Regions from separate parts of the Homo sapiens genome. Here all the other regions are linked to region 3. A link is a loop called in an ENCODE intact Hi-C map of the cell type or tissue named here. Cell type or tissue: GM12878. All regions are shown on one strand. Links, peaks and the distances in the headings refer to the core of each region. The heading gives the core; the rest is flanking DNA.

Region 1 (7,992 bases), core at 3,245-5,744, 550 kb after region 3:
ACGCCCGGCTAATTTTTGGTATTTTTAGTAGAGTCAGCGTTTCACCGTGTTAGCCAGGATGGTCTCCATCTCCTGACCTCGGGATCCGCCCACCTCGTCCTCCCAAAGTGCTGGGATTACAGGCGTGAGCCACCGTGCCCGGCAATTTAACCTATAAACTAAATGTCTCCCAAAGCTAGGTAGACCCAAGCCAAGGGATAATTAAGGGCAGTTTGAAGGCTAAAGGCAAGATGGGGGTTGGTTAAATCAGATCTCTTTCACTGCCATAATTTTCTCACTGTTACAATTTTTGCAAGGGAGGTTTCACTTTTCTCTCCTCCTCCACCTCCAAAGCTCCCTCCTCTTAAGTAGGGAGAATTCATTCGCACGTTTTTCAGAGCTCTGCACTGTAATTCATTCAGATCCAGACATTTCGGCTCATTTACAGCGGATGCATGCTCTCGCATAATCTCTACACCCATCTTGGGCTTCAATTTTCTCTTAACAATGTTCGTTCTACCCTTTTCAGTCCAAAGATCACTCTCCTTGACAGAGAAGACAGGACTAAATGGGAGGAAAGGAGTTCTGTTTTCTTCATGTCATCCATCAACATCACACCACTGGCCTCAGGCAGCGAGCCTCTTCCTTCCTTATTCTTGCTCTAAATTTAAGAGCCCTCCATTATCCTTACTTTCTTTTCTCTAAGCCTCAGCTCACTCTGGTCTTTGGCCCTTCTGATCTGTTACTGGTCCCTGCCTTTCTTCAACACAATCTTTGGCAGCGTGCCTCTTTCCACTTTTTGGCACATCTTTTTAAAATCCGAGTTTCTCAGTGGGAGTGTGCAGCCACCTTGGCTCCGAATGTCTTTTCCTTTTGTCTGCAGCATGAACAACATGTGTGATTGCAAAGATAGAATTATAATTTTGAAAGCTTACCAATTCTTTTGAGTTTCCTCTTGAGAAATAGAATTAAAACAATCTTTTCTTGAATTCATTAAAACCTGCCTTCTCCAATTGTTGAGTACCTGTCTTAGCATTCCAAGCCTCCTCCCTGCTTGGCTAGCACAAACCTTAAAACGACACACGCACTTCCTCAAAAGATTCCTTTATACCATAGAAGTGAAGTGCAGGAGGCAAAAAGATCCAATGGTTTTTTCTGACAATAGTCTCTGTAAAACATCACAAGAAACCAATTAAAGAGGATGGTAGTGAGCCTGAAATAAAAGGGAAAGTTGCTAAAGATATTGTGGTGGTAGAATTGATAATCCCTGCCAATGAATTATGCAGGGATAATTATGAGAAGGAAGGAAGACTGTTGAGGCCTGTAAGTATACATGGCCAGGTGATCTAGAAAATGGTGATAAGGTAGGAAGAAAGAAGGACCAACATTTTTAGTAATAAAGAAAGGAGTTGAGAAAGTATCTTTTCATTTAAAACTAATATAGTATTTCCCTTGCTACTCTCCTACCTTGCATTCCCATTTACCTTTTAAGAGCATTTATCCCATCAGTTTGTCTACAACCTATCCTGTGAGGTAAGGTGGAGATAAGAGATTTGTCCAAGGTTTCAACATTAGTGAATGGCAGAGCTACATTCTCATATCTTCCAGAAATCCCGTGGTTCCCCTTTCTTTTCCAAAATGCTATGGCTCATGGCATTGCTAACCATCTGCAGGGATTAAAGGACAGGCATTGCCTGTAAAGGGGCAAAGCCAGCCCTTTGGTTTGCATCAGCAGCTGCTGTTGGCGGGGTTTAGGTTTATTCATAACTGATTAGCTTAATATGATATCCTTATCCCAAGAATCTTTCTATCCTTGATTATCACACCTGGGGTTGGCCAATTAACTGGGACAAATTCCAAAACATTGAGAGAAGCTCTCTTCCAGGGTGTTTCTCCTCTCCTATATCTTGTCTCCCACTTCCAAGCAACAACCACACTAGTCTCTCTCTCTCTCTCTCTCTCCCTCTCCCTCTCTCTGTGTGTGTGTGTGTGTGTGTGTGTGTGTGTGTGTGTTCCGAGGTGAGCAGGCCTATACAAACCTACTTCCAAAGGCCAGGGAAGGTGAGGAGCTGAAGAAAGAAGCTGACAAGTCCAGATTCTCAGAATGAAATAATAGGGATTTATGAACAGAAGCCATATCTCAAGCAGCTGCGAATGGTGGATCCCTACAGTACACTGTTACCCCACAGACCCAGGGCTTACAAATCATAGGGAATTTGCCTAAGGGGAAGATATATGTGTTTACGATAACATCAAGGTTGTTTTGACCTAAGGGCAGGAATTATTCGTAATTATACACTCTTAACAGTAGATAAAATAGAAATTTTAGAGGCATTTTCGGAACTGGGGTTAATCAGAAGTCAACATGGCCAATTAGTATACAAGATGGAGTTACTCTAGCCTGAACATTCTTCTTCCTCAATGTCCCCCAAACACGTGCTTACCACCATCACTGCACCACTGTGGCTGCTTTAAATGTCCCTGCACTCAATCCTTCACCAGCCACCACCATACTTATTTCTTTCCATCTGTAAAAATTTTCCTCTTTTATCAAATCCATTCATTTACCAAATACTCATTGAATCACTACTATGTGCTAGGCACTGTTCAAGGAACTGGGAATACAGCATTGAACAAAACAATGTCCCCGAGCTCATGGAATTTTATTCTATAGTCTTTGAAACTCTTTATTGACCACATCAAATCTCCCTTCCTCTGAAATACTATAAATTTTGTATATATGGCCACATCACCATCAATGTATTTACACAGGCTAGAAATATGAAACTCATCTTTGATTCATCAGTCTCCATCTATATCTAGTCATTTACAAAGTCCTGACTTTATAAAATACGTCTACATTTACTATAACTACAATGTAATTTTTCTGAAGATACTTTCTGAAAGACAACTGAATCTCCAAATTAAATATGTAGGCTTCTTATCTTGATTTAATATCGTGAGAATTCCACATGCTCATTCTTTTGTCCTCATCCATACTCTCACGGCTCTAGCTCAGGACTCTCATCACGGGTCACCTTGAACTGATGTAATCACCTCCAGCCTCCTAACAGATTGCTCTGCTTCTGGGCTTTCCTCCCTCAAATCTCTTTCTTGGGTTCACTCATGATTTATTTAAAATAAAAAGCTAAATCTAATCAGGTCCATGCCCTGCTTATAACCTTTTAAAAGTTCAAGCTACTTGATATGGCACCAAAAGCCATTCGTGTTAGGTTTTTTATCTCATTGCTTTGCATAGCTTCTATCTCATTTTTCCTACTCTCTCTCTCTCTCTCTCTCTCTCTCTCTGTGTGTGTGTGTGTGTGTGTGTGTGTGTCTAACTCATACTAAAGTTCTTTAGTGGCTGGTTTGTACGATATTGTAGTCTCCATGCCTAGCATAGTGCCTGGCCTATATTAGTTCCTTACTAAAGTTTGAATTGAACTGGGTTTTTGATATTGTTTTGAATTTGTATGTGTCTTTGATCTTAAGCTTTCATATGTCTGTGTCTTCTTCAACTGTAGAATGTGTTCCTTGGGGGGATAATCAGGGTTATTTACAAATGTTCTTGTTCTCTTCCTCCTTTGTACGTTGCAGAAAATTGTAGGATTTTCTTTCCCACACCTTTAAAATTAGGAATAGCCACATGATTTGTTCTGGCTAATAACATGTGAACAGAAGTAGCATGTGTCATTTCCTGGAGAAAGCATTTCCTGGAGATAGCACAGAATACTGCCACTATGTCCTCCTCTTGGTGTATGGAAAGCATAAGAACAGACAGAGCCTTTCTCAGTCCTTGACTAAGGTGAGCAGAGGCTTCTGCTGACCTGTGCATAAAGTGCAGCATGGGCAAGAAACTATTGCTAATCCAAGAAGAGGTGGGGGCTGCTTATTGTGGTCACCATAACTTTGCCTATTCCGACTGCTCCATTGCCTGAGGACAGGACCTGTACCACTTAACTTTGTGTCTCCATTGTGCCACATTTAAAACAGACTATAGACATATATTTAAATGTTGATTTCTGATTTTTCTTAATTCACAATGTCCAATTTCAAATATCCCTCTCCCATCAGTTTCTGTTCTCTCCATACTAAAGCACAATTTCTACTCATTTTAGCTCAACTATGGTTTCTAAAACAGAAATTTCTAATCAGTTCATAATCTGGTGCCAATCACTGGTGTAAGGTTTTGTAGGGAATGAAATGTCACCCCCGATGACTGACGACGATTCCTTCAGCTCAGCTGTGGTCAGTGTCCTCCAGGGACGGTGAGAAGGAATGTTCAGAGCACATGCCCTGCAGCTGAGCAGCAAAGCAAAGGGCTTGTAATAAATCAGCTTCCTAGGGGAGGTGTGTGTTGCAGTACAGCTGTCCCTGTAGCCTCTGTCCCAGCAGATGGCACAACATGGCAATAAATGTCATGAAAATGCTTCTCCCATTTGCCTTTATATAAACCCTTCACTTCTGAGCATGTAATTCTGTGAGCAGAAAAAAAATGATAATCCTCTGTGATGCTTTTTAAACTCTATTGTTAAACAAGGGAATATTTTTAAAGGGAGGGAGGAATTCCAAATCAGAGCCCCTTCCTTGAAGGAATGCCTAACATGTATTTATTCTCTATGCAATCCTCATGGTAACTGGAGAGGCATATTCTTTCTCCACATGTAAATTTTATTATACCTCACTCCGATATTATTTCATGCACATCAGCACGGAGCTAGTTTCTAGATGTGCTAGTCCACTGAGTTATTAATAAAAACAAAGAGCCCACAACCTTCTATTTTCTTCTACTTGCTAATAGTTTCAGAACAATTCCTTTTACTTCCTCTGGCAGCCACACTTCCAAACACATCCTCTCATAACTGGACAAACAAGTCCAGCTAATTACAACCTATCTGCTTAATATCCTGAAATTTAAAATTAAGATTGTAGGCACTGTTTTTATGATTACATGTTTTTAAAAATTAGTTTTTAGCCAGAGTTATCACAAAACTTTGAATTTTAACTTGAAATTTTTGGCTTTATAAATGTCAAGGGTTTTACTTTAAAATATGTCTACATTTACTATAACTACAATGTAATTTTTCTAAATATACTTTCTGAAAGACAACCGAATCTCCAAATTAAATATGTAGGCTTCTTATCTTGATTTTTAAAAAATCGACCTAAAGAAAAAATGCAATGTTTCCTTTGAACATAAAGTATTTAGGGACCACAAGAAATGTCTCTAGTGTGAAAACATACACAAAAAAACATACAAAAAATGTGAGTTCTTAGGCCTATCCTGTGAATGGAATAAGATCTCCTGACCTGTATTATCTACAACTGTTAGCAGCAGTGAATCTGTACTGGTTGCCCCAACCTCAATTCTTGCCTCCTCAGAAGAAATTCAACCAAGGGGCATAAGGCAGAGAGACTGAGACAAGTTTTAGAGCGGGAGTGAGAGTTTATTAAAAAGTATTAGAGGCCTGGCACGGTGGGTCACACCTGTAATCCCAGCACTTTGGGAGGCCAAGGCGGGCGGATCACCTGAGGTCAGAAATTCAAGACCAGCCTGACCAACATGGAGAAACCCCGTCTCTACTAAAAATACAAAATTAGCCGGGCATGGTGGCATATGCCTATAATCCCAGCTACTCGGGAGGCTGAGGCAGGAGAATCACTGGAACCCAGGAGGCAGAGGTTGAGTGAGCCGAGATCGTGCCGTTGCACTCCAGCCTGGGCAACAAGAATGAAACTCTGTGTTAAAAAAAAAAAAAAAATTAGAGCAGGAATGAAAGGAAGTCAAGTACACTTGGAAGAAGGCCAAGTGAGCAACTTGGGAGATTGGGTGCATGGTTTGGCCTTTGACTTGGGGTTTTATATGTTGGCAATCTTCTGGAGTCAATGATTCCCTTGGGGTGGGCTGTCTGCATGCGCAGTGGCCGGCCAGCACTTGGGAGGGGCCGCAAGCCCAGTGTGTTTACTGGAGTTGTGCATATACTTACTTGAGGCGTTCTTCCCTTACCAGTCGAATGTTCCTGTAAGGTCATGTATCAGTTAAACTCTGCCATTTTGCCCCTTAATGTACATGCTTGAGCTTTCTTGCCCAAATCCTGAGATCTTATCAGAAGCTGCTGATCACCAGTTTCAGGTGTTTCTATCTATTGGGAGACTGCCTTTCCCTGGCACTGGCTGCAACCAATTATTACTTTAGAGAGTCAGCTTAACAACTGGCTGGCCGGCTGGGTGCAGTGGCTCATGCCTGTAATCCCAGCACTTTGGGAGGCTGAGGCAGGCGGATCACCTGAGGTCAGGAGTTTGAGACCAGCCTGGCCAACGTGGCAAAACCCCGTCTCTACTAAAAATACAACAATTAGCTGGGCGTGGTGGCGGGTGGGAGACTGTAATCCCAGCTACTTGGGAGTTTGAGGCAGGAGAATCTCTTGAACCCGGGTAGCAGAGGTTGCAGTGAGCCGAGGTCATGCCACTGTACTCCAACCTGGGCAACAGAGTGAGACTCCATCTCAAAAAAAAAGAAAAACAACAAAAATAACTTGGCTGACCATCACCTGATGGTTGCCTGACATTCCTGGTAGTGGGGGCCTCTCTTGGCCTGCTCCTGTCTGCCTGACTATCTACTATAATATAACTAAGCCCAGTAGTAGGGGAAATCCTTTGTTTTGTTAAAATAGGCCACTGGGTAGAGGTTGTTGCTTTGTAGATTTTAGGATCTATCAACATAATACCAAGAAGAAACCACAAAGGAAAAAGTGGTAAATCCAAATACAAAAGTGTTTAGAAGTTTATTAAACATTTTATTACACACCTGTATTGCCTAAAGTTTCTATAACAAACATCTTACATTGGAACGATTTTCTTGTTTTTATTTTCTACAAAAAAAAAAGCGGGGGGACATTAAAATTAAGCATAGAAATGGTGGAACTTTGGGATTTCCTGTCCAGTCACCTGCGAGTCAGGTTTTATTCCAATTGATTCAACGTGGCAGATTAAATGTGAAAAGTAAAATGGTGGGCTCCTTTAGGCAGCAAGTCTTGCTTCTCTCCTGGTTACCTCTGCCTACATAGATATTTGGTTAAGCAAGATGTTTATACCCCCACACATATTCTAGATAGTTCTGGTCATGAAGTAAGTCACAATTTTCCATATCTGCACAATTTTTAAAAAATGGAACTACCCATCTGCACAAAATCTTTGGGAGTGCAGGGTAGGCCAGGCAGTGGAGGAGAAATTGACACCAACTTCCCTGAGAGCTTCCAAAGTAAGAAAGCATCCCTTTTTCCTACGTCAACTCCTGGTTGCATGCTGGAAAATGCAGCAAGTGAGGCACACCAAGCATAGACGCAAAAATCGGAACACAACTGTAAGGTAGCCAGGCTGGCAGGTGTAGGGCCGAAATGGCTGCACACCACCACACTAAAATGTCTGCTACAGCCGCACATTTACAATCAGTTTGGTGATATTTCCAACACAGGCTGGGGGATTGAGTTTCCCCCATATAAGGCAATGACAAGGATTTCAAATGGACCAAACATTTTATATTAGTGTCAACAGCACTAACACAGCTTCAGCTGGCGGAGGAGAGGGAAACCAAGAATATCCACATTATTTACTCCAGAGAAACTTCCTGACACCATCTGTTCTCTGTTACCCCCCACCCACCAATGTGGCCCTTTCCTAGTGCACCCTTGCCTAGCTCTGCGAACCCCTCAGTTATGTCTCTTGGCCCAAGAATTTCAAAACCCCATGTTTTCCTGAATAAAGAGATTCGGAAAGTTCATTTCAACAGAGTGACTGGTAACACAGAAGATCTCTTAATGCTGCAAAGTATTATTAGTTGTCCAGCTGCAAAGATGATTTGTTGTATTTACCTTTATTCTAGGATTGAATGTAATGCTTTTGCTATACAATGTGGTGGCTGGGGGACGGTGAGGCGGAGGGGACAGAGGGATTGAGCTAGATTACACAGCGTAGAAAATCAATGCTCTTACACTCTAGGGTCTGAGAACTGGT
Region 2 (7,992 bases), core at 3,245-5,744, 140 kb after region 3:
AAATGGATACTTTATATGAAGTCTGTCTATTTGAGATATCCCAAAAAATTAAAAATCAAGCTGACTGGTCTTTTGAGAATGAAAGATGTGGGGAAAAATGCAATGAAGATTGAATTTGGGTCAATTACTCACTGTCTTGCTTGTTCGGGAATTATGACTAGAAGTGTTAATAAAAGAATTAAGCCATGAGTTACTCTCAGAAGTATTGCTATAAACATTTGACCTCTGCTACCATCCCTGTTGTAAGGACTCATTGAACACTTACATGTTGCATGGTGCGTGCTCATTAATTTTTCTATTGCACTAAAGTTAACATTCTACATAGATATCAAAATTATTCCTACTTCACGAGTCTGTATCAGAAAAAGATTTTCAAGACAAGTGCCATTGCTTATGACTTTTCTGAACATAGGTCATGGGAAATCTAATCAGCATCAAAACTATGCTAGCATTTCTCATATTTTATTTTGAAAGGACAGCAAATGATCTCAGGATGGTACTGGCCCATCTCTCCAAACACTCTCTGTTGTTGCATGATAGAAGAGTGTGTGAGAATTCAAATGATAATTCATAATGGATTTGAAGGATGTCTTCTTTCTTGGTGATGAGGGGCTAGCATAAAGGGAACTTGGTTGACTTCCAATCCTTGAAGCTATTGCTTCTGATTCACTTCTGTTAAGCAGATATTTTTGGATAATGATACTATAGGATAAATGCTGATTAGGTCCATTGTTAGCAGAGGGGAGCTGAGCTAAAGCAATTTGCAAGTTGTGACTGTAGTTGCTTGATGAACTATTGAACTAATTGCCTACATTGCTGAACTAACTAAAGAATTTCTTTAAGTTAGAGGATGATGACAGGGAAGAGACTATTTACAAATAGTGCTTCTTGTACAGCTGGGTAGAATTTAGGGTCATTCATTTATGTTCAGCATTTCCAAAGGTTAACAATATGAATCATACAACTGAAATTGGCATCACATGGCTTTAGAATGTCACCACATCAAACACGCAGCTGGCGTCAGGGAAGGAGGCCTGATGTCATTGTATGTTTGGCCTATATGTTTTCTTAACCCAACAGCTAGCTTCCTGTGAAACAGTACATCCGCATGGAATGTCTCCGTGGACTACACGTAGAGTTCAGGATACTTCTGCCATCTTAGTTGTGTGAGTGAGCCAAATCACACAGCCAAATGCCCATTTGGAAAATAGGTTCTGAATTTATACACATGAAAAACCAAGGGAAAAAGATTTGCCTATAGAGAGATCACACCAAGGATACTGAGCTGGGGATGATTAAAATAAAAGTGACATTGACCAGGTAAAATTCCATTTTAGGTGACTGTCGCTGTCACACAGTTCTAGTGATACATTTGCAGCAACCAACTTTGCAAGCTACAAAGGATCAGCCTTATGATCCAGATTTGGCCTTTGATTTGGGGGATGCTATTTGCATTATGGCACTCTTCCTGTGATGAGCTTTATGACTTCTTATTACCCAGTACATAAAACTCTGCTATTGCATTGTGATGACTATTCATTTTAATCTTGAAGAATTTATAACCTGACTCGAGGTGAGTGATTTAAAATAGAAAAACAACCAAAGACATATGTTACAAATACCAGTGCTTCCCCTGAGTTCTCTGAGGCTAGTGTTGGGCTCTCTTGAGGCCAGCATGGTCATGGTTTCTGCTCTACCACCTCTGTGCATCATGAACCTGGAGTGTCTATACCTTCCCCATGTTTAGAACGGACAGATTTGATGGATGAAGAGTCTCCAGCTAAAGTTTCCTGAGGGAAGGTTCTGTCTCTTATGCAGCATTATATAAATCTAGTGTCTGGCATGGTGCCTAATGTATAGTGGGAATATAAGTATTTTGATTGAATGAATAAACAAATATAGATGTGCACATGGGAAGTAGACCACACAGGAAAAGTTACTGTGTATTGATTCATTTGCTGACTAGCAAATAGGATGTTTGGAAATAAATTGGTCATATTGCTATTACCCTCCAAATAATCACATTATTTCTACAGATTGCAATATAGGCATAAGCATCATGTGAAGTAGGTATCCATTCTGATTATAAAAATAAGGTGGTGCCATCTGGGAAGTGAGGAGCGCCTCTGCCCGGCCGCCCCATCTGGGAGGTGAGGAGCGTCTCCGCCCGGCCGCCCCGTCTGGGAGGTGGGGAGCGCCTCCGCCCGGCCGCCCCGTCTGGGAGGTGGGGAGCGCCTCCGCCCGGCCGCCCCGTCTGGGAGGTGGGGAGCGCCTCCGCCCGGCCGCCCCGTCTGGGAGGTGTACCCAACAGCTCCGAAGAGACAGCGACCATCGAGAATGGGCCATGATGACGATGGGGGTTTTGTTGAAAAGAAAAGGGGGAAATGTGGGGAAAAGAAAGAGAGATCAGATTGTTACTGTGTCTGTGTAGAAAGAAGTAGACATAGGAGACTCCATTTTGTTCTGTACTAAGAAAAATTCTTCTGCCTTGGGATGCTGTTAATCTATAACCTTACCCCCAACCCCATGCTCTCTGAAACATGTGCTGTGTCCACTCAGGGTTAAATGGATTAAGGGCGGTGCAAGATGTGCTTTGTTAAACAGATGCTTGAAGGCAGCATACTGGTTAAGAGTCATCACCACTCCCTAATCTCAAGTACCCAGGGACACAAACACTGCGGAAGGCCAAAGGGTCCTCTGCCTAGGAAAACCAGAGACCTTTGTTCACGTGTTTATCTGCTGACCTTCTCTCCACTATTATCCTATGACTCTGCCACATCCCCCTCTCTGAGAAACACCCAAGAATGATCAATAAATACTAAAAAAAAATAATAATAAAAATAAAAAAAAATAAGGTGGTGCATCGAATGGCAAAGTGATTAGGAATCCCTTTGGACAGTTCATTCGTAAGGAATTTGATTCTGAACTTTAAATTCCTTCTGGTAAGGTGAGCTAGCTTGCTTTAGCTAACACTTGCTCTGCCTGATTCTTGCATATCTTGATGCCTCTGTTATAAAGCACAGTAGTGACTAAATCAGTAGAAAACACTGCAGCCACTCCATGGGTCAGGGGGCTGGAGGGGATGATATTTAAGGACCCTTCTGTCCCTGAATTGTTCTAAGCCTATTAAAAAACCAACAAAATAAGACAACAAAAAAGGAAAAAGCCCACTTCCAGAAGCAGTCTTTTCTGTGAAAAAAAAAAAAAAAAAATTAATCAATCTATTATTTGGCATCTTGTTGAAAAGGCACAGTTAAAAAAAAAGATTATGAGACAAGTTTTTTTAATTTGCATTTCTACAAGTTGCTTTGCTGTCATCTAGAAATGGCTCAAGCCTTATGTTTCGGATCTTAGCATGAGTCAGGAGGGGCTTAGCTTCTGCCCCCAACCCTTATCCACCTGCTGATGGTGATGGGGAGGCTTTTGCATTTGTTTCCATGTCAGCTGACCCTTGGGCTTGGGTTCTGGAGCTTGCAATGTCCCTCACAGGGACAGGGACTGATCCTGGAATTGGCCTGGCAGTGTACTCACCCAGCGGGGTGAACTCAGACAACCGACAACTTGGTGACTTCGACAGATGTTTTTGTCTCAAAGCCTTGGGCACCTTGCCCTGCTGTCTCGCATGCAGAGGGTGATGCCTGGCGCCCTGCCTGGTGCCACCAGGAATGAGTGTAGCCCCAGGGAGTACTGCCAAGTCATGTCGGTGAGCTGCTTTCTGGGGGCCAACTGGCCACTGGATAAATGTGTTGGTCGGCGTGTTCAGAACAGTCAGGGGTCACACTAGCTTAAGTATCTCACTGCTTTATGTGGCTGTAACTTCTAAGTCTATGTTCTGTGTTTCAAGCCATTTTGTTTATACATTGCATGTGCTTCATTGTGCAATTGTGGTGACTGAGGGGGTTCATTGGACAGAAGCCATAGGTTTCACGGTTGTGTCTGTAGCAAAATATTAGTGGGAAAACATGCTGCCCCGAGTGTATTCTGGTTCAACTCTGAAGATTGAAGTCACCTAAACAATAAATAAGAGATAAACCCTGCCAGTCAACAACAGATTACATAGACCCACTTTTGGTAAAGCATGGTGCAGTTGAAAAGCACTGAGCTTGTAGTCAGGAAGCCTCTGCATATTCTGCTTCACCATTTATAAGCTGGGCCCTTGAATGTTTTCAATGTATTTTAAATTTGGTCCTGTTCCTATTTTAATAACTTTATTTTGTATTGAAGTATCTCTCAAATTAAAAAGAAAATGAGTGAAGAGGTTGCAAATTTATCAGATTACTTAAGTCTTTGTGCCTCAATTTCCTTACCTGTATAATCGAGTTCATTTATTCATTCAATACACAGCCACAGCAGTTGAATATTTTCTCCCTGCTAGGCACTGGCCTGGGTCCTGGGGGTACAATGGGGAAGAAGACAGACTGGGTCCTGCTCCTGTTCCAGGGAACAGAGTCATTATTCAGGGACAAATCCCAGAGCAAAGAACAAGGTGCTCTTGCAGAGAAAAGAACCCAGAGTCATTGGAATATGGAGGCCAAAGAAAGTTATTCTGCTGGGACCTTAAGCTCCATCTAGAGGTGATGTTTTGCGCTGAGCTAAAAAGATGAGCTGGGATTCTGTCAAGACTTGGAGCAGGAGCAGGGTGAGTGCATTCTGAACAAAGGGGAAAGTGTGTTTGGTCACATGAGGCAATGAAAGAGTATCTGGAAACAGGGAGATGCTGCTCCTGGAGAAAGACAGAGTGGCAGAAGTGCGAAGCGCAGCAGCAGTGAGGTGTTGTGCCTGTACTACCTTACTTCACAGAGGTGCTGGGACCATCAACTATGACAACACTCTGCAGGCTAGGAAAATGATTAACAGAGGTTTTTTTGTTTTTTTTTTTTTCTGATTGTGAAAACAACAAGCATTACATTTAAGGCCAATGTGATTGACAGGATTTGGTGATAGAGTGCCATGGGAGCTGAGGAAGGAGAAACTGAGGATGAGTAGTCATGGATTCACAGACATTAAAGTGCAGATAGTTTTATTTAATTGTAGTTAATTTAGGAAATACACGTTAGTATTAAAAAAAAACAAACCCTCCAGAATCTCTCCCCGGAGAAAGAACTGTAACATTTTGATGTGTTTCTTAACACCTAGGTGTGATTCCTTGTTACTCTCTGTGATGTTTAAACTGAGACCTAAAGATTAAGAAGGGAGTGGTAGCAGAGACATGGGAGGTGCCTCCAGGCAGAGATGAGCTTGTGGAAGGCCCCGAGAGGGGAGAGACCGGCCTGTGGAAGGACCTGGAAGAAGATCAGGGGGCTGGAGTCGAGGGTGAGAGCAAGAGCAGTGGGATGAAGTTGCAGGTTGGCAGCCAGATCACATGGGACCTTGTGGGGCATGCCCAGCATTTGGGCAACTGGGAAGTTTGATGAGTTTTGACCAGGAAACTGATATGCCATGGTCTTTCTTTTCCCAAAGACCACTGATTGTGGGAGGCAGGTGTGGAAGCAGGGAGACCAGATACATTCTCGTGAAAGATTATGGTGGCAGTGGAGATAGAAAGCATTACATTTAAGGCCAATGTGATTGACAGGATTTGGTGATAGAGTGCCATGGGAGCTGAGGAAGGAGAAACTGAGGATGAGTAGTCATGGATTCACAGACATTAAAGTGCAGATAGTTTTATTATACTCAGATAATAGAAGTGAACTGTAGTTAAGATGTTTCTGATTTCCCCATATTTTATCAATGCTCTATCATCACTTATCACTGATTCTTGTGTTTTTCCACTTTAGGCCTTGAAGAAATGCATGTTGGTCGAGAAGATTGCTTTACTTATCCCCTTTGTTTTCTGCCCTTCCTTCTCTCTACCCCTAATTCCAGGAATTTCCATCCCTTTCTGGGTGCTGGTCAGAACTCATAACTCGGAGCCACACCCATGATGTGGCCTAAAGGGGAGGCAGAGGAGACTTGGATGAGCAGACACAAGACATCCCAAAATGTGCTGGACAGGCAGGGGAAGGGAAGTGCTGCCCTTCCTTCTGATGTGGAACCTGCCCTCCCCACTCCCACACTCTGGATGAATCTCTTGCCTCTCTTGATCTTCTAGGTTAAACCAATATCTGGAGGTAAAGCTGAGTTGCTGAAGGTCTCATGAGTAGATGAGAAAACCAGTCTTAGTTTTCTCATCTACTGAGAAATGAGAGAATGAACTCCAGTCAGCTTTAGAACACTGACAAAAGTCAAAGCTGATGGTTTGACATGGAGTTAATGTTGACTGGTTAGGATGACTGGCTGGTGGTGAACTGGAATGTTAGCAGTGGGTATCTCTAACTCGTGAGATTACAGGTGACATTAATTTTCTTCTTTGTAGGTCTGTGTATTTTACAAGTTTTCTGCAATGAGCACGTGCTCTTTAAAAAACCTGATGAAAAATCAGTTTTATTATTGCCATTGCTGTAAAATTATATATACTTCTCAAATTCACCAGTTTTAATAACTATGTGAAATGTGTTTAATTTTAGGGAAAAGATGGCTTAGTTTTTATTGAAAGGAATTACCATTCTGTTTCTTTTGAATGACAGAGCTGAGAGCCCCTAAAAATAGATTGCCTATTTGTAAATCTGCCTTGTATACTTGGAAGTTTCTAAGAAAATGCAAATTGAGATTTTACTCAAAATGTTTAAAAATATAAGTAGTAGGCCAGGCATGGTGGCTCAGGCCTGTAATCCCAGCACTTTGGGAGGCCGAGGTGGGCGGATCACGAGGTCAGGAGATTGAGACCATCCTGGCTAACACTGTGAAACCCCGTCTCTACTAAAAATACAAAAAATTAGCCAGGCATTGTGGCGGGCACCTGTAGTCCCAGCTTCAGGAGGCTGAGGCAGGAGAATGGCGTGAACACAGCAGGCGGAGCTTGCAGTGAGCCAAGATCATGCCACTGCACTCCAGGTGGGTGACCAGTGAGACTCTGTCTCAAAAAGAAAAAAAAAAAAAGAAAGAAAGAAAAAAAATAAGTAGTATATCTAAGAACTTTAACCATATGACTATCATATATAAGCTGTGGCATATGTGTGTATGTGTATACACACATACTTATATATATACACACACACACACAATATACATTTACATACATAAAATTTACATATATAATATACATTTATACATATATGAAATCTTTGTATCACCCACAGAATTTAACTTAGTACCAGAATATTAGTTTTAGTATCTCAATAATTGGTAAATAATTGTTGGAAGTATGTGCTATTCTGGATTTTACTTATTAAAAATGGTAGGAAATGCAAATGACAGGAGGGAGCTTACTTTAAGTTTTTTTTTTTTTTTTTTTTGAGACAGGAGTCTCTGTCGCCCAGGCTGGAGTGCAGTGGCACGATCTCGGCTCACTGCAAGCTCCGCCTCCCAGGTTCACGCCATTCTCCTGCCTCAGCCTCCTGAGTAGCTGGGACTACAAGCACCCGCCACCACACCTGGCTGATTTTTTTTTGTATTTTTAGTAGAGACGGAGTTTCACCATGTTAGCCAGGATGGTCTCGATCTCCTGACCTCGTGATCCACCCGCCTCAGCCTCCCAAGGTGCTAGGATTACAGGAGTGAGCCACCGCGCCCGGCCAAAGTTTTTAAGCTTTTTAAAAACAGCTGTATGTTTGGATGAAAAAAATCAAGTAGGTACAAATAAAAGGACTTGATATAAGAGCAGTACATCCAGAAAGGAGATAGAGGCTTTAATTTACTAAGATCTCAATATGATGTAATGATTAAAAATAAAGAAATATAATTTTAGGCTGCATTAATATAATACAGTATCTTCAACAAGCGATATAGTACTTTTCACTTAAAAACAAGCCCTGTGTAGGCCGGGCATGGTGGCTCATGCCTGTAATCCCAGCACTTTGGGAGGCCGAGGTGGGCAGATAGATCACTTGAGGTCAGGAGTTCAAGACCAGCCTGGCCAACATAGTGAAACTCTCTCTACTAAAAATATAAAAA
Region 3 (7,992 bases), core at 3,552-6,051:
TTACCCAATGAGCATAGTGGTAATGAATGCCCAGGTCTGGCAGGCTCCAATGCCCAAGTTCTGTCCATTGCACTACAATCTATCACCAAATTTAGAAACAGAAATATAAAAAGATGACAAAATCACTTGTAATAACACATAGTGTATTAGTCTGTTCTAACACTGCTAATAAAGACATACCTGAGACTGGGTAATTTATAAAGGAAAGAGGTTTAATTGACTCACAGTTCAGCATGGCTGGGGAGGCCTCAGGAAACTTAAAATCTTGGTGGGAGGGGAAGCAAACATGTCCTTCTTCTCATGGTGGCATCAAGGAGAAGTGCAGAGCGAAGTGGAGGAAAAGCCCCTTACAAAACCATCAGATCTCGTGAGAACTCACTATCACGAGAACAGCATGAGGGTAACCACCCCCATGATTCAATGACCTCCCCCCAGGTCCCTCCCATGACACGTGGGGATTATGGGAACTAGAATTCAAGATGAGATTTAGGTGGGGACACAGCCAAACCATATCACATAGATAACAATTATTTATATAGTAGTATATTTCTTTCCCGTTTTTACTCCCACATACATATTTTAAACAAGTGAAATTTCCCTTATTTCATAAATATTTGTCAAAAACATTTTAAAACCCCCAAACTGACCTTTGGCCTTTTCAAGTTTGGCAATGATGAATCTGGCCATTGTCATGGCTGGAAATATCTTGGTTGGGGCTCTTTGTTCTGACTGTTACATAGTCGGATTCTCTTTGTCTTCTTATGTGGTATTGCTTTGAGCTTCAGACTGATACAGCTGACAATCTTTACAAAGTAAGGATTTTAAGTAGATAAATTTTGAGAAGGACAACATGTAAAAAGGATCTCTGGGTGCCTTCCAGAAACCAGGCACAAGTTTTTATTATCTCAGCTTAACTATATGGTTTTCTTCTTTCTTTGCCTTCATTCTTTTGCTGCCTGTCAGAGCTGACAGCAATAGAGGCCATTTCATGCATGGTTTCCATGTCTCACAAAACATGGTCTGAAGAAAAAATTACCGAAAGAACAAATGCCCTTTTCAAGCTCTTGGTCCCTTTTTTCAGTTATTGGGCGGTCTTTTCCCATTGCCCTCTGTCTTTAGAGTCCAGTATGTCTAAAATCAAGCTCTTCTTGCCCCAGCACCTATTCCAGGTATCCTACCTACATTATGCTGGCCATTCAGGTGTAACACCTTCCAATGATCTCTGAGTATTATCTACCTCTTCCTCTCCATCTCGCCTCCTCTCTCCAAGAGATGAGAGAAAGCGGGGTGATAACATGAGAGGAAGGAGAGATGGCAGGTGTCGGGGAGCAAACAGTCCTCCATCCAGGGGGGAAGGGAGAGAAAGTGAAATGTTAAAAGATGTTCGTAATGTGATGCAGTGTAACCCCACACTCCATAGCCATCAGAGAACTTTAGCAAGGAAGGATTTACCTTGCTTCTTGGTGATTTTGAATCAGATTTATATAGTTATAATCATTACTATTATTATTTATTTGATGCAGTAAGTTGAGTATTGCAAAAAGAAGATGACTCAGCAATGCCCAGATGATAGAGGTCACCAAGGGATGAGCCACATTTCATGATGAAATGGTTTGCAAGGTAAGTTAAGGAAAAGCACAATAAAGCAGCTCATTTACTGACTTCATCTGTACTCATATGGCAGAATGAGCCACTCTGACCAACCCACCCATGGGAAACAATTAAACATTTTGGATAAAATATAAAAAATATTCCTAAAAGCATTGTTGGGCTGGCATGAAGGCAGGATTTATGCAGGCCAAAAACCCAATGAAGGTAGAAATGTGCAACTGTAAGCAGGCAGTAAAACCAACTTTGGCTTTGAAGGCATTTGCTGAGCCCAGTGAACTTGAGCTTCAGGTTTGATTGACTGATGCGGCATGGGAGAGAGAAGCTGCATGTATTAGTCAGGTTCTCCAGAGAAACAGAGACAATAGGATATTTGTGTGTGTGTGTGTGTGTGTGTGTGTGTGTGTGTGTGTGTATCTTTGTCTATAGACATATATATATAGAGAGAGAGAGAGGGAGAGATTGACTTATTTAAGGAATTAGCTCATGCAATTGCAAAGACTGGCAAGTTCAAAATTGGCAGGGCAGGCAGGAAAGTTGGAGACCCAGAGAAGAGCTGATGTTGCAGCTTGAGTCTGAAGACAGTCTGGAGGCAGAATTTCATCTTCCTTGCAGGACCTCAGTCTGTTTTCCTTAAAGCCTTCAACTGATTGAATGAGGCCCACTCACATCATGGAGGGTCATCTACTTGCTGAAAGTATACTGATTTAAAAAATAATCTTTTTTTTTTTTTTTTTTTTTTGAGATAGAGTTTCCCTCTTGTCGTCCAGGCTGGAATGCAATGGCCTAATCTTGGGTCACTGCAACCTCCGCCTCCTGGGTTCAAGTGATTCTCCTGCCTCAGCGTCCCGAGTAGCTGGGATTACAGGTGCCCACCACCATGCCTTGCTAATTTTTATATTTTTAGTAGACACGGGGTTTCACCATGTTGGTCAGGCTGGTCTCGAACTCCTGACCTCAAGTGATCTGCCTGCCTTGACCTCCCAAAGTGCTGAGATTATAGGCGTGAGCCACTGCACCTGGCCCAAACTTTCAAAAATCAAAACTAAGATAATTGAAATAAAACACTCAACAATTGAGTTTACCAGCAGATTAGACATAGCTGAGAGAGAATTAGTGAATTAGAAAACCTTATCCAGAATGCGGCACAGAAAGACAAAAATGCGATATATGGAAAAAGTTTAAGTGACCTTGAGGGAAAGGAGATTTAACTCATGCCTAAAAAGTATAGAAGGAGAAGAAGGAGGGAATCGGGGCAGAATTAATATTTGAAAAGACGATGGCTGGAAAATTTCTGGAAATGAAAGATGATAATCCACAGATTCAAAAAAACCTAACAATTTCCAAGCAAAAACAGAATACATATTAAATTTCTTAGGGAGGGCTATACATGTATTTGTCTATTTTTCTGGACTATTCAAAAAACAAGCTAAAATTCTATGGTAAAAGGGTAGAAATAAATTGTATATAAAATTCAGGATAGTGATTTCCTGATAGTGACAGTGACCTTTAAAGGTGGGGGAAGAGAGGAGGATGTGACACAGGCTTCTAAGGTACTAGTAATATTCTGTTTATGAATTCTATGCCCCTGGATTTTTAATTTATGATCTTTCTTCAGATTGCACACATCCTCTATATACTATTTTAAATGTATATTGTATTTCATGGTGGAAAATTAATTTCAAATATATTATTCAACAAGATTTGATCAAAGAGGTTGTGGGTGTATTAACAAGGTGGCTTCTGGAATTTTTGCAAAAACAAGAGAGAAAACTTCGAAGAGAAATAATGTTTAGGCTAGGTGTGGTGGTTCACCTATAATCCCAGCACTTTGGGAGGCCGAGGTGGGTGGATCACTTTAGGCCAGGAGTTCAAGACCAGCCTGGTCAACATGGCAAAACCTCGTCTCTACTAAAAAAAAATACAAAAACTATCTGGGCTTGGTGGCGCATGCCTGTAGTTCCAGCTACTCGGGAGGCTGAGAGGCAAGAGAATCACTTGAACCTAGGAGGCAGAGGTTGCAGTGAGCCGAGATCCTGCCACTGCACTCCAGCCTGAGCAACAGAGCAAGACTCTGTTTCAAAAAAAAAAAAAAAAAAAAAGAAATAGTATGCAGGTTAATATGTTTAGGCACAAATGAAAGTAGTTTATTAAAAAGAAAAAAAAAAAAAAAAAGCCAGAAAACTTTTCTGTGTCCCGAAATGCCTCCTGAAAAGCACACATTACTTGGGTTTTCTTTTTCGCCTCTTAAAATTGGGGTGGGTTAGGGTGAGGGGAAGACTGCTCTCCACCGAGGAAGGCAGAGAGAAGCTGCTGCAGTTGCCTGTCTTATCTCTGCCTCGGTCTTGCACCCCACTACACCAGTCCCTATTCCCACGTCTGGACCCCCGCCCCGTCTCCTGACACAGAGGCTTGGCTATCCAAATCCCAACCCCGAGTCTGTAACTAGGAAGTGCCTGCTGTCCTGCCAAGGGACTGGATTGGAGGAGGAGAGTGCAGGGGTGGGATGAGGGAAGAGATGGAGGAGGGGGCTTTAAGCCAGAGTTTCTAGCAGGAGCAAATACCGGCACAGGGAAGGACACCATTGGCCAGGGTATGCAGAGGAAGGCAAAGCTGCTGAATGGCCACTGTGGTCCTCAGCCATGAGTAGGGACGTCTGATGGCCTCAGAAGCTGCCTTGTGATTGAGCGTGAAGGGACAGGATCTGAGGTGCTGGAGCTCGGGGTAGGCTAAGATGGCCATCTTGGCAGTTTGCCCTAGACAGTGGTGCCTATGCACCTCTCAGCCAGGCTGGGCTGGTCTTAGCGTCACAGGGCTGAGTGGCAGCCATTGAGTTCGCTACTGTCCCGAAAACAGCCCTGCAGTCTCTCCCGTGGGGTTCACTACAGGGCGGTGCTTGCCACCAATCCAGGGGTACATAGAATTTTATCACAGTGAGAAGGAGGCTTTGGGCAGAGACCACAGAAGTCCAGCGGCATTGATGACCAACTCTGCTTTCTTAAAGCTGCAGTGTTACTTGGAGCCTCAAGGTGGTACAGCAACACAGTCTATGGTTTAAAAAAGCCTGAATTACACTTTGTGAAAAGCTTCCTTGGGCACAATTAGCTTGACGATTTGAACTGTTTCTCAGTCGCTTCCCTTCCTTGTTTCAAATAGCCTGGCTTCTAATCTGGCCTGACCTTTGAGGTCCTTTCTTGCTGGCTCATCCACCTCCATCCCCACTCGGAATCGGGAGGGTTTTCTTAGTTCTTTGGTTACTGAAAAGGAAATCCTTTTCTGCCCAGGTTCCCTCCTCAGATTCAGGCCAGAACTGCTCCCCTGTGGTCATGGGGCCTGTCTTCATAGGCGCCACCTGGACCTGTGCCAGGCAGACAGCAGAGGTGAGTTCCAGGGGGTTCCTCTGAGGTCACACCTGCTTAGGTGCATGGAGGCTCAGGTGAGCAGACTGCAGACTGCCACCACCAGCGTCCCTTCTCTGTTTAAGCCACCTGCTTCCTTATTTCACTGATTCCCACTGGCCTCCCCTTCATATACATCCTCACTATCGTTTTTGGAATTTTCTATTAACATTTCATGATATCCATGCTGTTTAGAATTCGCTTCTATTCTAAACATACTCTAAATTTTACTCCAAATTTACTCTCTACTCAAATGTCACCTTATCCATATGGTATTCCCTGACCACCTGTGAACAGCAGCAACCTTCCATCACTAGTGAGCCCCTTATGTTGCTTTATGTTCCTTCTTAGCCCTTTCACCACCTGGCATAAGTATATATTTGTTATCTCTTCACCCCCAAGGGCAGAAGGCCCCCAGTTTTGTTCTCTTCTGCATCTCCAGCCCTGGAACAGCGTTTGCATGTGGTGGGCACTCAGCAAATGCTGGTTGAATGGATGGATGGATGGATGAATGAATGAGTGGCTAGGGAGAATTTCACCCCTTCCCAACAGGTCAAAAGCATTGTTCTGACAGTTTGTAGTCTAGGGTCTGGCTTTGGCTGAGCCACTAGTTACTTGTAAGACTTTGAGCAAGTCACTTGGCCTCCCCAATGGCCTATTTTTGAATCTGCACAATGAGTGGACTGGACTGCATTGTCTGCGGTTCCTTCCTGCCCCAACAGTTTTTGGTTTTATGATTATCCTCCAAAAGGGGCTAAAGCCATAAGCCAGGTGACAGACAATATGCATTATTGGCATGACACTTGCAAGTAATAAGCTAGCATCAAAAGATGCATTGATATATGTAAATAAACATACTTACTTCACAATCTTTAAGTCTTTAAAAATTATGTCCTTAAGAAAGTCTCAAATGTATTGGCCTTATGTTTCTATTTTGATCTCTGGCTCCATGTGTTAATGACTCTGATATTTTTCTGACAAATAAAAGGTTTTAAAAATTGCTATTGCTTATTTGGGTTCTTCCTAGGTTATTTCTTCTCATTAGTAACATTTCTGGGGAAAGATGTCATGCTCTTAGTGTGCATCCAACATGAAAAAATATTTCAAAATAAAACAATAGTAATTTTTTAAAAACCCTCTTACCTTTGAAAAGAACCATCGCCTTATGCCATAATCTTCCTCTTGCTATTTGGCTGTGGTTATTTTTTAGGATTGGTATATGTCTGGCATCTAGAAGACATTAAAATATTTTTAATGAAGAGTCAGTGTCATGTGGGAGGAAAAAATTCGTATCCTGGGATATGGGTGGAACTTCATGAAAGTGATTGTGTCTTTCTTATCCAAGGGAAGAAGTTTTTGTTCTTTCTGAATGAACTTGAGGGAAAAAGGCAATCAATGTTTTTCCAGTGTAACCTGATAGATTCTCCAAGTCCTCAAGTTCAAATATTTATTCTTTTGTCTTTGTAATGAAAACAAAACCAAACTTGTAGTAGGCATACTCATGATCTCCCAAATATGTCCAGGTCCCTATCCCTGGAAACTGCGAATGTGTTACTTTACATGGCAAAAGGGACTTTGCTGATGGGATAAAAGGAGGGATCTTGAGATGGGGAGATTATCATGGATTATTCAGGTGGATCCAATCTAATCTCCTTAAACTGAGAAACATTTCCCAGCTATGGTCAGAGGACAACACGATCAGAGGGAGCGTCTGAGATGCATCCTTGCCGGCTTTGAAGAGGGAGGAAGGGGGTCAAGGGCCAATGAGTACAGGTAGCTTCTAGAAGCTGGAAAAGGCAGGACATAGATTCTTCCTCAGAGCCTCCAGAAGGAAAGATAATCCTGATGAGACTTTTATTTTAGCCCAGTGAGACCTATGTCAGACGGAACTCCAGAACTGTATGATAATAAAATGTGTATGGTAAGGCACTAAGTTTGTGGAATTTGTTACAGCAGCAATAGCAATACATTACCTTCTTATTTGAACAGAGGCTTTCAGCTCCGCAGTGTAAAAGAAAAGAAGCCAGGCTAGGGTCTAGAGTTGTGCCCTTCAGTTTGGTAGCTGCTGGTCACATGTGGCTACTGGAGCCCTTGAAATGAGTGCTGAGATGTGCCGAAGTGTAGAATAGATGTCGATTTCACAAAGATTGAGTGTGAAAAAGAAAATATCTCCTAATTTAATAATTTATTCGTGTCTATTACATGTTGAAATGCCATTACTTTGGATATGCTGGTTTAAGTGAAATATACTATTAACATTTATTTCACATATTTTTTGAACTTTTGTTTTTAATGTGACTACTAGAAAATTTAAATCATTTGTGGTCCACGTTATACTTCTATTGGACAGGGCTGTTCTAGAGAATCCCTAAATATAGGAGGTGGTCATTTCAACAGTAGACAGGTCTCCAACCAAGTGGTGAGTGATGAAAAAGTCCAGGCACAGAATTCCAGGAGGAGAGGTCAGGCTTTCTTACGTCTTCCTGTATTGGACCATAAGAGAAGGTGTTGTATGGGTCTTTATGTCCTCAGGGCCTGGCACATACTCAGAAATTGTTTGCAGAGCATCCATTTGATGTTGCTGACCCTAGAAAGTTCTTTGACAAGGCACCAAAGGGTGGAAAATTAGTCTTGAAACAATTGCCCTGAAGGAACTTGAAACTGTGGTCTAACAGAAAACAGGATGCAACAACTGGGTCTTTTCCCGTTTGACCAGTATTTGTTGCCCCACCTTACACCTCATGGACACGGGCATTTACCATTTCCAGGAAAGAAAGATCTCAAAAAGAATTACAAACCAAAAGGCAGCCTTGGGTATCAGAGCCCAAATACCAAGAAGCATTCATGTAATGATTTCAGTTTGGCCTCTTTCTTATCTCGGTGCCAATTTCTCAGCAATGCAGAGAAAAATGACTTGAGCTCAGAATTAGGAGATGAACTTTCCATTTGAAATGTGCGTTCTCCTCTGACTTGCTCCATGAACAAG

Evidence for each region. Peaks named below come from ENCODE experiments on the same cell type or tissue, not always from the same donor. Only the 100,000 strongest peaks of a DNase experiment are listed, where the experiment ranks them.
Region 1: a loop joins it to region 3, with 2.3 times the contacts of the local background. A loop is called at or near these places in 2 of 110 quality-filtered maps.
Region 2: a loop joins it to region 3, with 7 times the contacts of the local background. A loop is called at or near these places in 18 of 110 quality-filtered maps.

The regions. Positions count from the first base shown.
Region 1 is chr13:42,879,653-42,887,644 of GRCh38, forward strand. EPSTI1 (epithelial stromal interaction 1) reads right to left here. Exons shown (of 11, transcript NM_033255.5): 11 at 6,736-7,992. Among named protein-coding and RNA genes, the nearest start is that of LINC00428, 11 kb to the left of the region's middle. In GM12878, for the core only: a CTCF peak has its summit at 4,374 (motif pointing right); no DNase peak of the experiment used is centred there.
Region 2 is chr13:42,474,158-42,482,149 of GRCh38, forward strand. All of the region lies in intron 3 of LINC02341 (long intergenic non-protein coding RNA 2341), which reads left to right. Among named protein-coding and RNA genes, the nearest start is that of LINC02341, 53 kb to the left of the region's middle. In GM12878, for the core only: a CTCF peak has its summit at 4,569 (motif pointing left); a DNase peak (open chromatin) is centred at 4,604.
Region 3 is chr13:42,329,614-42,337,605 of GRCh38, forward strand. No RefSeq gene overlaps it. Among named protein-coding and RNA genes, the nearest start is that of AKAP11, 61 kb to the left of the region's middle. RefSeq lists an enhancer at 4,658-4,727. In GM12878, for the core only: a CTCF peak has its summit at 4,639; a DNase peak (open chromatin) is centred at 4,858; H3K27ac peaks cover 727 bases.